Linked DNA regions of Homo sapiens: all the other regions are linked to region 2. The links are chromatin contacts, found by Hi-C or POLR2A ChIA-PET in ENCODE. All regions are on one chromosome and are shown on one strand. Each heading gives the region's core, a stretch centred on a gene start or an enhancer-like site at or near the end of the contact. The rest is flanking DNA. Distances are from core to core; before and after follow the strand shown.

The links. Hi-C counts contacts between places; a loop is a spot of excess contacts on that map. ChIA-PET counts read pairs that join two places held with the same protein, here RNA polymerase II (POLR2A). Pooled maps may share reads with other maps.
Region 1: a loop to region 2 is called in a pooled map, with 10 times the contacts of the local background. The contact joins the enhancer-like site here to the promoter of TANGO6 in region 2. A Hi-C loop is called at or near these places in 7 of 50 pooled maps. POLR2A ChIA-PET finds 5 or more read pairs at or near these places in 6 of 52 experiments (HEK293, PC-9, RWPE1 and 3 more).
Region 3: a loop to region 2 is called in a pooled map, with 2.4 times the contacts of the local background. The contact joins the enhancer-like site here to the promoter of TANGO6 in region 2. A Hi-C loop is called at or near these places in 1 of 168 maps with a recorded cell type or tissue (B cell), 22 of 37 single-sample maps with no recorded cell type and 15 of 50 pooled maps. POLR2A ChIA-PET finds 5 or more read pairs at or near these places in 9 of 52 experiments (GM12878, MCF 10A, PC-9 and 6 more).
Region 4: a loop to region 2 is called in a map of B cell, with 4 times the contacts of the local background. The contact joins the enhancer-like site here to the promoter of TANGO6 in region 2. A Hi-C loop is called at or near these places in 1 of 168 maps with a recorded cell type or tissue (B cell), 23 of 37 single-sample maps with no recorded cell type and 15 of 50 pooled maps. POLR2A ChIA-PET finds 5 or more read pairs at or near these places in 8 of 52 experiments (GM12878, MCF 10A, WTC11 and 5 more).

The regions. Positions count from the first base shown.
Region 1 is chr16:68,719,379-68,722,955 of GRCh38, reverse strand. It overlaps a transcript of CDH3 not described here. Among named protein-coding and RNA genes, the nearest start is that of CDH1, 16 kb to the left of the region's middle. RefSeq lists an enhancer at 2,602-2,731. Within about 2 kb of position 1,353, at least 3 of the 41 ENCODE cell types and tissues checked have a DNase peak (open chromatin) inside an H3K27ac peak, as active enhancers do.
Region 2 is chr16:68,841,876-68,845,074 of GRCh38, reverse strand. TANGO6 (transport and golgi organization 6 homolog) reads right to left here and starts at 1,544. Exons shown (of 18, transcript NM_024562.2): 1 at 1,364-1,544. The coding sequence starts at 1,457. RefSeq lists an enhancer at 1,304-1,573.
Region 3 is chr16:68,741,099-68,744,260 of GRCh38, reverse strand. All of the region lies in intron 2 of CDH1 (cadherin 1), which reads right to left. It also overlaps the pseudogene RNA5SP429. Among named protein-coding and RNA genes, the nearest start is that of CDH1, 5.4 kb to the right of the region's middle. RefSeq lists a cis regulatory region at 1,918 and an enhancer at 1,846-1,990. Within about 2 kb of position 1,406, at least 16 of the 41 ENCODE cell types and tissues checked have a DNase peak (open chromatin) inside an H3K27ac peak, as active enhancers do; they include PC-9, where a contact is called at or near this core.
Region 4 is chr16:68,759,490-68,762,712 of GRCh38, reverse strand. All of the region lies in intron 2 of CDH1 (cadherin 1), which reads right to left. Among named protein-coding and RNA genes, the nearest start is that of CDH1, 24 kb to the right of the region's middle. RefSeq lists enhancers at 1,657-1,706, 1,717-1,766, 1,797-1,956. Within about 2 kb of position 1,897, at least 7 of the 41 ENCODE cell types and tissues checked have a DNase peak (open chromatin) inside an H3K27ac peak, as active enhancers do; they include GM12878, where a contact is called at or near this core.

The sequences.
Region 1 (3,577 bases), core at 104-2,603, 120 kb after region 2:
CGGGCCTGGTGGTGGGTGCCTGTAATCCCAGCTACTCAGGGAGCTGAGGCAGGAGAATCCCTGGAACCTGGGAGGCAGAGATTGCAGTGAGCCGAGATCACGCCATTCCATTCCACTCCAGCCTGAGCAACAAGAGCGAAACCCGTCTCAAAAAATAAATAAATAAATAAATCTGTGTTGAAGGTCCCACTCCCTCCACTGTCCACAAAGATGACCCAACAAACCCGGTGCTACCAACTGCCCCTATTTGTCTGGGATCCTGGGTCTCTGGGGGTGTAAGACTTTCAGTGCTAAAACCATGAAAATCCCAGGTAAACTGGGAGAAGTTTGTTCCCTTACCAGAGTCAGTGAGGACTGATTGGATGGCTTGTCCACCCCACGTGCTCATGTACTCATGTATTTGTGGAAGGGCTGTGTCTTGGTCTTGCCAGGTGTTGTAGGTGGGAAAGGTGGAACTGGCCAGGCTGGATCCAGACTGTAGCCGGTGGCAAGAGCTTCCTGCCAGGGTGGAGACCTGCAGAGCAATAAAACCTGGGCAAAGGACAAGGGTTCCAATGAGGCCTAGAAAATTCCAGAGTCCAGATACAGGACGAGGCATCTATAATTCTCCAGAGTAACTGTCCAACTTTTCAGGCCACATTAACTCACTCACTCACTCGTTCATTCATTCATTCATTCATTCAATAAACACTCACTGGCACCTAGCATGCACAAATGCTTGGCTGGTGACAGGGGCCCCTCCCTATCCTGAAGAAGCTTTTGATCTGATGGAATAAACAGACAAGGGAGCCAGGGATTTACAACCCAAGGATTTACAACCCAGAGCAATAAGCAAGGATAATCCTTTTGTTGTTGTTGATGTTGTTGTTGTTGGTAGTCTTGCTTATCACCCAGGTTGGAGTGCAGTAGTGCCATCTCGGCTCACTGCAACTTCTGCCTCCCAGGTTCAAGCAATTCTCCTGCCTCAGTCTCCTGAGTAGCTGGAGTTACAGGCACCCGCCACACACCCAGCTAACTTTTGTATTTTTAGTAGAGATAGGGTTTCACCATGTTGGCCAGGCTGGTCTCGAACTCCTGACGTCAAGTGATCTGCCCGCCTCAGCCTCCCAAAGTGCTAGAATTACAGGCGTGAGCCACCACGCCTGGCCAACAAGGATGATCTTAACAATTATGTATTATTATTTTGTTTTGAGACGGAGTTTCAGAAATATGATGGGGAGCAAAGTGACATTTAAGCTGAGTTAACCAGTGTTTCTGGCAGAAGTCACCACCTGGGCAAAGGCCCAGAAGGGAGAAGAGCTTAGTCTAGCCAAGAAGGGAGAGGCAGGAGGTTAGACCCAAGAGCAGGGAAGGGGCTGGGCATAGTGGCTCACACCTGTAATCCCTAACTGCTGAGTACCCGCAGTTAAAAGACTGAACTGTGGCCGGGTGCGGTGGCTCATGCCTTTAATCCCAGCACTTTGGGAGGCCAAGGCGGGTTGATCATCTGAGGTTAGGAGTTCGAGACCAGCCTGGCCAATATGGTGAAACCCCGTCTCTACTAAAAATACAAAAATTAGCCAGACCTGGTGGCAGACACCTGTAATCTCAGCAACTCGGGAGGCTGAGGCAGGAGAATTGCTGGAAACTGGGAGGCAGAGGTTGCAGTGAGCCGAGATCGTGCTACTGCACTCCAGCCCAGGCCGACAACAGCGAGACTCCATCTCAAAAAAAAAAAAAAAAAAAAGACTAAACTGCATAAAGGGTAAGGTCCAGGAACACTGAGATGCTGAGAGGATGTCACACAGCTTGTCTCCAGGAATGTCACATGATTTAGTATGATGATTAGGAGCATGGGCCCTGAAATGAGAGGGCTGGATCAAATACTGGGGATACTGGGCTATGTTGACCTTGACAATTTATGAAACCTCTGCGCACCTAGGTTCTTGTCAATTAGTAAAATAGAGGTAGTGCTAGTTCCTACCATCTAGGAGTGGTATAAGGATGAAATGAACTAATACCTGCAAAGTGCTTAATACATCTAAATGCTCAATAAAGGCCTGACATGGTGGCTCATGCCTGTAATCCCAGCACTTTGGGAGGCCGAGGAGGGTGGATCACTTGAGGTCAAGAGTTCGAGACCAGCCTGGCTAACATGGTAAAACCCATCTCTACTAATAATACAAAAATTAGTCGGCGTGGTGGCAGGCTCCTGTAATCCCAGCTACTCGGGCTTGGGAGGCTGAGGCAGGAGAATCGCTTGAGCCTGGGAGGCAGATGTTGCAGTGAACTGAGATCGTGCCACTGCATTCCGGCCTGGGCAACAGAGCGAGACTCCATCTCAAAAAAAAAAAAAAAGACTTAATAAAGAACATTTAAAACACTATTGTCTTGCCCTACCCTTCTGATGTGAAAAAACACATGTATGGGTAGCCTGGCAGTGACTCAGTGCTCAATAGATGTCTGTGCCTTGTTAGAGATGTTTAGAGCTCTCTCTTCCCTTTCTGGGCTAAGAAACTATGTTTCTGGGAGGCAAAGGTACTTGCCCAAGGTCACCAGCAAGTCCCAGACACAGCTGTCAGGCTGGGCTTGACAAACTTTAGATTTTAAGAGGTTCTGCAAAGATCTGATTCAGGGTATGCATGGGGAATTCCCTTGCTACCCAGAATTTCACAGATCTCACGCTCTCTTTCTTTCTCTTTTTTTTTTTTAGCCTCCCCTCATGTTAAAAAAAATTAGTTTGCATATGGTAAAATTCACACTTTTTGGGATTCAGTTCTGTGAGGTTTTTTGTTTTGGTTTGGTTTGGAGTTTTTTCTTGAGACAGGGTTTCACTCTGGCACCCAAGCTGGTATGCAGTGGTGTGATCATGGCTTACTGCAGCCTCGACCTCCTGGGCTCAAGAGATCCTCCCACCTCAGCCTCCCAAGTAGCTGGGACCACAGGTGGGCATGCCACCATGCCTGGCTAATTTTGTTCATTTTTTGTAGAGAAGAGGTTTCACTATGTTGCCCAGGCTGGTCTTGAACTCCTAGGCTCAAGGGATCCTCCCTCCTCAGCCTCCCAAAGTGTTGGGATTACATGCATGAGCCACTGCATCTGGCCAAGTTCTGTGAGTTTTGACAGACACAAGCAGTTGTATATCCACCACTATAATCAAGATGTAGTACAGTTCCATCTCTGGGTGTGGTGGCTCACGCCTGCAATCCCAGCACTTTGGGAGGCCAAGATGGGCGGATCACGAGGTCAGGAGTTTGAGATCAGCCTGGCCAATATGGTGAAACCCCGTCTCTAATAAAAATACAAAAATTAGCTGGTGTGTGCCTGAGGTCCCAGCTACTTGGGAGGCTGAGGCAGGAGAATTTTGCTTGAACCCGGGAGGCAGAGGTTGCAGTGAGCCAAGATGGCGCCACTGCACTCCAGCCTGGGTGACAGAGCGAGACTCCCTCTCAAAAAAAAAAAAAAAAAAAAAAAGAACAGTTCCATCATGCCAAAAAATCCCCCTGTGCCCTTGTAGATGACCACACCCCTCATTCCTGGTCCCCGACAACCACTGGGCCCTTTTCTGTCCCCAGAGTTTTGCTTTTTCTAGATTGTC
Region 2 (3,199 bases), core at 295-2,794:
AATCGCTTGAACCTGGGAGGCAGAGGTTGCAGTGAGCCGAGATTGTGCCACTGCACTCCAGCCTGGGCAACAGAGTGAGACCTCATCTCAAAAAAAAAAAAAAAAAAGAGTTGCCGTTAGAAGACAAGTGACCTCTCGATTAGCAACTTAAAATTCTATTTTGCAGTCTGACTCTTAATTGAGACAATGTAGCATATTTACCATACTTTTAGTGGAAATAACCTAAATTCAAATTCTGCCACTTACTAGTCTGACATTGGGCAATTTCCAATGTACCTGAACCTTGGTCCTTCATCCGTAAAAATTGAATACAAGTAGTACCGATCCCAGGGGATCGTAATGAGGATTAAATGATGTGTATGTCAACAGCCTACTATGGGGACTGATACTTAGTAGGCACTCATTTACTAATATTAGTAACTTGTGTTCACTTCCCGCTGGTGTGGTGTAATGTTTGCAGAAGTTTTTGCAGTTTTAAGTATAAAATCTGAGACTGGGAGGTGATCCCCTTTGGCCTTTCATGTGCCCTTGCTAATTCTACAGATCCCTTCCCATCCCTTCCCCCAAATATACACCCCAGTGATAAGCAGAGCTCTATCTTCCACGTCCTTTCCAAAAGCTCCAGATAACATCAGAGCCCCTATACTGAACAATTTGTCTGATTCTGAGAAGGGGGTTCAGTAGATCTCGGGCCTAGGTCCGTGTTCTGCCCCTAATTTGACCACGTGATCTTGGACAGGTTACTTAATTTCTTCAGTGAGCCTTGGGTGTCCTCAGTCGCAAAAGGAGTAGCAGCTTCAACCACTCCCAATATCCCTTCAGATTTTAGACTGGGAAGAAACTGTCCACGCACCACAAAGATTAAAAGCGCCTGGTAACCCCTAAATACTCTCCCCAAACCCATTTCAAACGTCACTGCTTCCGATGTCTGGACTTCTTGGCATTTCGTACAAATCTCAAGGGTCCATGCTGGCCCCTGCGCCCTCACGCGGCTAGGACCTCACATTTCTACGTCGCGGGCGCCCTACCCTCTCTGGAGCTGGGTCCATATCCCCCTCCCAAGAGCGCTGCAGTAAGCACTGAATGAAATAACGGCCCCGCCTGACAGAGCCCAGCACAAGGCAAATGCTCAAGAGATGTTGGCTAATATCAGCAGTCAACGGATCCCGCGCCCTCCTTGAGCCTCAGTTTCCTCAAGAACGTAATGAGGACGGGCATAGACAATGCTCAAAGCCCCCAGCAGCGGGCGGAGGGTCCCGAGGCGGGCCTAAGGGGCGCACGCTGCGGAAGGCAGGGCAGCCCCGGAAGCCGGGCGGCCCTGAGAGTCCCGGGTCCAGCCCGGCGCGGAGATGCGTCCTCTCACCTCCCGGGCTCAGCAGCAGCTTCAATGCCTCCAAAATCCGATCCAGACCGCATGTCTCCTGAGCCCCGCTGCCCACGGCCTGTCGGGCCGCCATGACTGGAGTGTAACACCACGCTCGCGACCCGCTCAGGCGCCTCGGCAGGGCGCCGCCGCCGCCATGTTAAGTGTGGCAGAAGGCTCTGGGCACACTATGGGGCGGGGCCAAATCGATCGGGAACGCCCCCTTCACATTTTTTTTCCGTCCCGGCTTAGTCCGGGGGGTAAGAGGGAACCCAAAAATGGCTAATCTGCCCACGCGCACAATTTCAGAAGCTCAATATGATTAACCGCTATGTAAAGAAGGAAGAGAGAAGTAATGTATCATTAAAGCTATATTTCAATATGAAAATACTCAGGTACTCAACACTGGCAGACATAATGAAGCAGACAGATGCTTCCATCTGCTTACAGTGAAGTATGGATAAGAAAAACAATATTCAGGCTGGGCGCGGTGGCTCACACCTGTAATCGCAGCACTCTGGGAGGCCGAGGCGGGCAGATCACAAGGTCAGGAGTTTGAGACCAACCTGTCCGATATGGTGAAACCCCGTCTCTACTAAACATACAAAAATTAGCCAGGCGTGGTGGCGGGCGCCTGTAGTCCCAGCTACCCGGGAGGCTGAGGCAGGAGAATCGCTCGAAGCTGGGAGGTCGAGGTTGCAGTGAGCCGAGATCACACCACTGCACTCCAGCCTGGGCGACAGAGCGAGACTCCATCTCAAAACAAACAAACAAACAAAACCTAAGTACAGACGTACACACGCATATATATCCATCGTGAATGTAAAGCTACAAATGTTGTTATGGGTAATATGATTTTTTTTTTCAGTGAACTTAGTAAAGTTCCCAGTAAAAGTTCGATCTGTGTTCTGTTTTCATGGTTGATGCATTCCTCGAAAATTCAGGGTCTATCAAAACCATGCCCTCCGCCAAACTGTTTTTATATGTAAAACAGAATGGATTTGAGATTCAGATTATCGGAAACAGGTTTTCACCTACATAAATCCTGGTGGGACGTTGAAAAACCATGTTGTCTGAAAGTCATGCCGCAGACACAGGACAATGTTTTTGAGGGCAGGACCTTTATTTTTATTTTATTTTTTGAGATGGGGTCTCGCTCTGTCGCCTAGGCTGGAGTTCAGTGGCGTGATCTCGGCTCACTGCAACCTCTGCCTCCCAGGCTGAAACAATTATCTGGCCTCAGCCCCCCGAGTAGCTGGGATTACTGGAGTGCCCCAGCATGCCCGGCTAATTTTTGTATTTTTTGTGGAGACAAGGTTTCGCCCTCTTGGCTAGGCTGGTCTTGAGCTCCTCACCTCAAGTGACCTGCCCACCTGGGCCTCCCAAAGTGCTGGGATTACAGGCGTGAGCCACTGCGCCCGGCCCAAAGGACAAACTTCTTAATGGTCCGGTCCTTGGGCGAGAATAAGCTGCGCATAGCTATTACCCTTTTTGGCATGACTCTTGTTTCTTCTTTTCTTTGTCATTTTGGAATGCAGGGCCTGAGAGGGAAAAACGCTAAAAATTTTTTTTTAGAGATGGAGTCTCTATGTTGCCCAGACTTGTCTCAAACTCCTGGCCTCAAGTGATCCTCCTGCCTCAGCCTTCCGAATAAAATCTTGTGTGTGTGTGTGAGACAGAATCTCACTGTCACCCGGGCTGAAGTGCAGTGGTGTGATCTTGGCTCACTCCAACTTCTGCCTCCCCTGCTCAAGTGATCCTCCCGCCTCAGCCTCCCAAGTAGCTGGGACTACAGATGCATGCCACCACACCCGGCTAATTTTTGTAGAGATGGCG
Region 3 (3,162 bases), core at 157-2,656, 100 kb after region 2:
ATCCCCAGCACACACAGAGCATAATGGAAGGTTCTAACCCACCAAATTCTTCCCCGCCCATTTACAATCAACCTTAAGGGCTGGACCAAGTCCATAGAGTTTGAGAGGGAAAAATATTGGCCAAGATAGCGATTTATTCATGTGTTCATTCATTTGCTCAAAATAACATTGAGAGTTTACTGTGTCCCTAAGAAATATCAACTACTGTTGAAAATATTCTCTCTACTTTCTCTCTTTACATTCCTGCCCATTGGCATGTATGTTCCGTCCAATCTGCCGTAACCTCAGGGTCTAGCCTGGTGCTAACACACAACAGGCACTCACTTTTGTGAACTAAATGAATGTACATACTTAATTCTCATAATAGATCAATAAGTATTACCGCCCCATTTTACAGGTGGGGAAACTGAGACTCATAGAAGTAAAGTGACTTATTCAAAGTCAAATAGCTAGTGGCTAAAATTCAAACCTAGTTTCCTGTACTTCCTCGCTGAAGGATCCTAAACAGCCACTGCTGAATGATTTCATTCTCCTTTTTGAAAGCCTTGTGCCCTCAAAGGAGATAGAGCTGAGGCAGGATAGAAACCCAGGAAGGGGCCCGGCTCGGTGGCTCACGCCTGTAATCCCAGCACTTAGGGAGGCTGAGGCAGGTAGACCACTTTGAGCTCAGGAGTTCAAGACCAGCCTGACATCATGGTGAAACCCCGAATCTACTAAAAATACAAAAATTAGCTGGGCATGCTTCTGCGTGCCTATAATCCCAGCTACTCAGGAGGCTGAGGCTGGAGAATCACTTGAACATGGCAGGCGGGGGTTGCAGTGAGCTGAGATCCTACCTCTCTACACTCCAGCCTGAGCGACAGAGTGACACTCCGTCTCAAAAGAAAGAAAAGAAAAGAAAGAAAGAAAGAAAGAAAGAAAGAAAGAAAGAAAGAAAGAAAGAAAGAAAGAAAGAAAGAAAGAAAGAAAGAAAGAAAGAGACCCAGCAAGGATTGGATTGGGACAGGTGCCTCTCGGGGATTTTAGGGTTTGGGCAGCTTCTGGGAGATACGAGAGCTTCAGCCTCTGGCGTATCTGGGGCTACCTTGGAAGGGAATGTGTAACAGACACAAGGTGAGCATTTTGGAAGAAAAGCCTCACCCAATAAAAAGCCCTGGAGAGCAAACAGGGATTTCCATAACCACCTGGCAGAGAGGGGCAGGCAGGGCCCCACTGGGAGGAAGCAGCAGCCTGCCTTCTTTACATGGCCTTGCCGGGCCCAAGACTTTCCACCTCCGCACCTCCAGAGACACAAAGGCAAGGCCAGGAGGGCGGCCCACTGGTCTTCTTTCCCAGTAAGCTCAGATCAACCTTTGTCACAGACATGAGTAATTGGGGAAGTGACTTTTATGAGTTTGAGGGGTAGGGGGTGGGGATCTGATGATGTAAGGTGATCCCAAAGCTGGTTTCTGGGTTTGCTTTTTAAAAGTCTAATTGTATTAGGGAGGCTGCATACTGTTTTCTGAAACGTTCAGCACATCCTTCAGAAAGGAGGGGAAATGGCCGGGCACAGTGGCTCACGCCTGTAATCCCAGCACTTTGGGAGGCCAAGGTGGGCGGATCACCTGAGGCCAGGAGTTTGCCCAGCCTGGGCAACAAGAGCAAAACTCCAGATTGTAGACCAGCCTAACCAACATGGTGAAACCCTGTCTCCCATCCAAGTACTAGTACTAACCAGGCCCGACCCTGCTTAGCTTCCGAGATCAGACGAGATCGGGCGCGTTCAGGGTGGTATGGCCGTAGTCGAAACCCTGTCTCTACTAAAAATACAAAAATTAGCCAGGCATGGAGGCACACACCTGTAGTCCCAGCTACTAGGGAGGCTGAGGCAGGAGAATCACTGGAACCTGGGAGGCAGAGGTTGCAGTGAGCCGAGATCACGTCACTGCACTCCAGTCTGGGCAACAGAGCGAGACTCCGTCTCAAAAAAAAAAAAGGAGGGGAAATGGGTGTATTTAATCCACAAAGTTTGGGTGCCTGTGAACTAGGTCAACCCCTCAAGCAGCCAAACCTCAACACTGAAATATAGGCCCTGTGTTTCCAAGGCCAGATTGCAGAGCAAGCAAAGGAAGAAAACAATCACTGGGAAAGCCTGCCAGCTTTTCTTTTTTCCGCGCCTGAGTCAACTTACAGCTGTGGTTACTAGGCTAATACTTCAGAGATCCCAAACTGTCTAATAGCCTGGGTTTCTCAGACCGGTGTGTGCTATGAAGAAGGAAAATAAGCAGCAACTCTAAAGGACTGGGTTATTAGCCAGGCATGGTGACTCACACATGTAATCCCAACACTTTGGGAGGCCAAGGCAGGCGGATCACCTGAGGTCAGGAGTTTGAGACCAGCCTGACCAATATGATGAAATCCTGTCTCTACTAAAAATACAAAGGCATGGTGGCATGTGCCTGCAATCCCAGCTGCTCAGGAGGCTGAGACAGGAGAATTGCTTGAACTGAGGAAGCAGAGGTTGCAGTGAGCCGAGATCGCACCTCTGCACTCCAGGCTGGGCGGCAAGAGCAAAACTCCGTCTCAAAACAAAAACTGGTTTATTACAGTTGAGTTTGGTTTTTTTTTTTTTTGTAAAGGTCTTCATTCTAGAAGCTGGAGATAAACCAATGGAATAAATACAAGGTTGAGATCATGGGGTCAGCCACAGCATGGGGCAGAGGAATGACCCTAGCAAACACTCCAAAGTCCCCTGAGTTAAGACCCTACAGCTGCCTGTGCACAAAAAGTGACAGGTTTCAAGTTTCAAAATTCCCATGGAGTAAATTCTCCATGAAGCCAATGTCTAAACCTGGTGCCAATGTTACATCCATCCCTTCACTTCCGTGCACTGTCCAAAGAGAGTCAGGCCACATCCCAAGTCCTAGCGGCCTTTTAAAATCACAAGCCAGTTCCTCAGATTGAACGTGTGATTTTACCAGAAGGGCACTTCCATCCTGGGGCGACTCCACATTGGACTGATACAAGGAGACCCCACAGTCCAAAAAAGCCAAAACAAATATTAAATGTCAGGAAATCTGTTGTGTGGGGGTGGGGGTCTGTGAACATAAAGGGAACTGAAACCAACCACACCAGAGGCCTGCGGATTCTGTGTGAAGGCTGCCTCTTCCCACTAAATCACCA
Region 4 (3,223 bases), core at 648-3,147, 83 kb after region 2:
GGTCTCAAACTCCTGACTTCAGGTGATCCTCTGGCCTTGGCCTCCCAAAGTGCTGAGAATACAGGCGTGATCCACCATGCCCGGCCTGTGTTTTTGTTTTGTTTTGTTTTTGTTTCTGAGAGGAGCAAAATGTGATTGAAAGTTTTAGGAATCTGGCTTCCTCCTCTCCATTATAATGCACTCCCTCACTGCAAAAGTCCCCAAAAGATGGACATAAGTCACCTCCACTGGGGGTTATGGGGTAACCCTGCAGCCTAATCCTCCCACAGCAAAGAGCCCCTCATCAAACTACTCACTGAGTGGCAACTACATGCCAGGCTTAATGCTGGGGGCTGCGAATACTTCCCAAGTACCCAGCCTGGTGGGGGAGCATAAAGGAACCCAGGGGATCCCAACTGGCAAAGGGAAGGAGTAGGACGTATCCCGACACAGGCCTTGGGGATGAGGATCAGAGAAGGCTTCCTAGAGGTAGCAACAACGAAGATGGCCCTGAGAGAGAAATGAGCCAGGCAAGGAACACTGGGAGGTGTCCCCAGTGGAGGGGTCAGAATATGCCAGAGCCAGCAGCGCCATTGGAAATGGGAGTCCATGGCCCCACCCTGGGCCAAATGGAGCAGAAGCCCAGGGGAGGCCCAGACCTCTGTGCTCAGCTCAGAACCTGAGCAGGCAGGCCAGTGCCCATGCTACTAACCATCAGGCTCCACTGCCCAGAATGGAGAGGGGAGGCAGAACTGGCAGGAGGAGGCAGCCGGTGGATCTGGGCTAAAGGACCAGAGGAGTCCCAAGTGAAAGACAAAGTCCTGGTGATGGGTACAAGGCCCTCCACATGCTGCCACCCCCTCTGCCCTTCTGCCAGCCCCTGCCCCTTGATCACTGACCTTGCCCTTCTGCTCAGTGTCAGGGGTGTGTCTTTGCTGTTCCCTCCATCTAGAACGCCCTCCCCTCCGTCTAGAACACCCTTCCCTACCTAGTCACATGGCCTGATCCTTCACCTCTCTTGGGTCTTTGCTCAAATGTCCCCCTTCAGTGAGGCCTTCTCAGATCACCCTAGTACTTCCCAGCAATGCTCCATTCCGATTCATCTTTCCTACACACCTGTCTCCACTCAGTGCTCTAAATATTTTGCACATTGATTATGTTTATTGCCTGCTCCCTGCAATACCTGAGAATACAAATTCCATGATGGGGGACATTCATATGTGTCTGGGTCTCTGTGTCCGCCATTCACAACAGTGCTTGGCGCATAACAGCCCCTCCATCATTACTGAACAAACGAATGGAGGATAGACACATGGATGGGTAGGATGGGTGAGATGGGCACCTAGAAGCAAGCTTGAGGAGAAGGGGATTTGGGATAAACATGTGGGGGCAGGGGAGAGGGTATGGGATAGCCCAGCGGGGCTGCCCCAAGCCTGATGTATCAGCCTAGACCACTCAGGCCTCTCCAAGGGCTGCCCCAGGCAGCGGGAGGGCAGAGGACCTGCTGTCCGGGTTCTCCAAGTTCTCCCAGCTTGCTAGCCTTCAGGCCAAAAGGGCCTCACCCAACCAGCCACACTATTGTCCTTCTGCAGTCCTGCCAGGCTCTGTTGAGCCCTGTCTGCCTCAAAGGCCCTGTAGGAAGAACCAACGAGGGAGTTTTCTCACAGCCCCTACCCTCCTGTGTGACTCGAGGACCGGAAGTTCAGTTTCACTTGACCTATCTGAGTCACCATCCAAATATACCATCTGTCATATTCCTGTCTCCCAGTCTCTGCACAGGAGGTCCCGCCCCCACCTCTCTAGGCTTGGGGCATCCCCCTCTCAGCCAACAACAGAGGCTGAGAGTCTCCCCGTATTCCTGTTCACATACCACCCCACATCCCAGACTCCCCCTGGCCTCCCCACTCTGGGGAAGCTCCACCAGCTGACCCAGCCCACACAGTCCCACCCCACCTGAATTCTAAATGAGCCCATTGTCTGACGACTTGGCATCCCAGTGTTTTCTATCACCCCTGGGTCAGCTCCAAACTCCTGGAAACAAGGCTGGTAACTGACACAGAGCACACAGAAGGCACTCACACACTGTGCGGAAGAGAACTAAACCTCAAGGTGTGTGTGGTGGTCTGTGATATTATTAATAAAGACACCTTGCCCAGATTAAAGAGAAAGAATGGGGGAGAAACATTCTCCAAGGCCTGTTATAAAGGAGGGGCAAAATTCTCCAAGGCCTGTTATAAAGGAGGGGCAGGAGACGGTTATACTTTACAAGACAATTCACATTCCCATCTTTGGAAAACTAGAATTTAAAATACTTTAGAAGGGCTGGGCGTGGTGGCTCATGCCTGTAATCCCAGTGCTTTGGGAGGCTGAGTGGGGGAGGATCATGGGGTCAGGAGATTGAGACCATCCTGGCTAACACGGTGAAACCCCGTCTCTACTAAAAATGCAAAAAAAAAAAAAAAAAAAATTAGCTGGGCGTGGTGTTGGGCACCTATAGTCCCAGCTACTCAGGAGGCTGAGGCAGGAGAATGGCATGAACCCGGGAGGCAGAGCTTGCAGTGAGCTGAGAGCGCACCATTGCACTCTAGCCTGGGGGACAAGAGCAAGATTTCATCTCAAAAAAAAAAAATTAAAAAAAAAAAAAAAATATATATATATGGAATACTTTACAAGACAGTTCACATTTCCATCTGTGGAAAACTAGAATTTTAAAAACTCAGCCGGGCACGGTGGAAAAGGGGATTTTAGGGGCTGCATGGGTGGACCTTGGCATGAGGCTCCTTTCTAGGCCAAAGTGATGGATCTAGAATGGAAACATTCTTAGAAATAGAGCCGCTGAGCACAGGAAGGATAAAAGCCAGCCAGGGCGGTACACACTTTTCCTTCCCAGCTCCCCTAGCTGTAGAAGCTTCTGTTTATGATTTGGAAATGGAATTGTCAGGCCCGGCGTGGTGGCTCACGCCTATAATCTATAATCCTAGCACTTTGGGAGGCCAAGGCAGATCACCTGAGGTGAGGAGTTTGACACCAGCCTGGCCAAAATGGTGAAACCTTGTCTCCATTAAAAAATACAAAAATTATCTGGGCATGGTGGTACGCGCCTGTAATCCCAGCTACTTGGGAGGCTGAGGCAGGAGAATCGCTTGAACTCGGGAGGCGGAGGTTGCAGTGAGCCAAGATCGCACCATTGCACTCCAGCCCAGGCAACAGAGCAAAATTCCATCTCAACCAAAAAAAAAAAAAA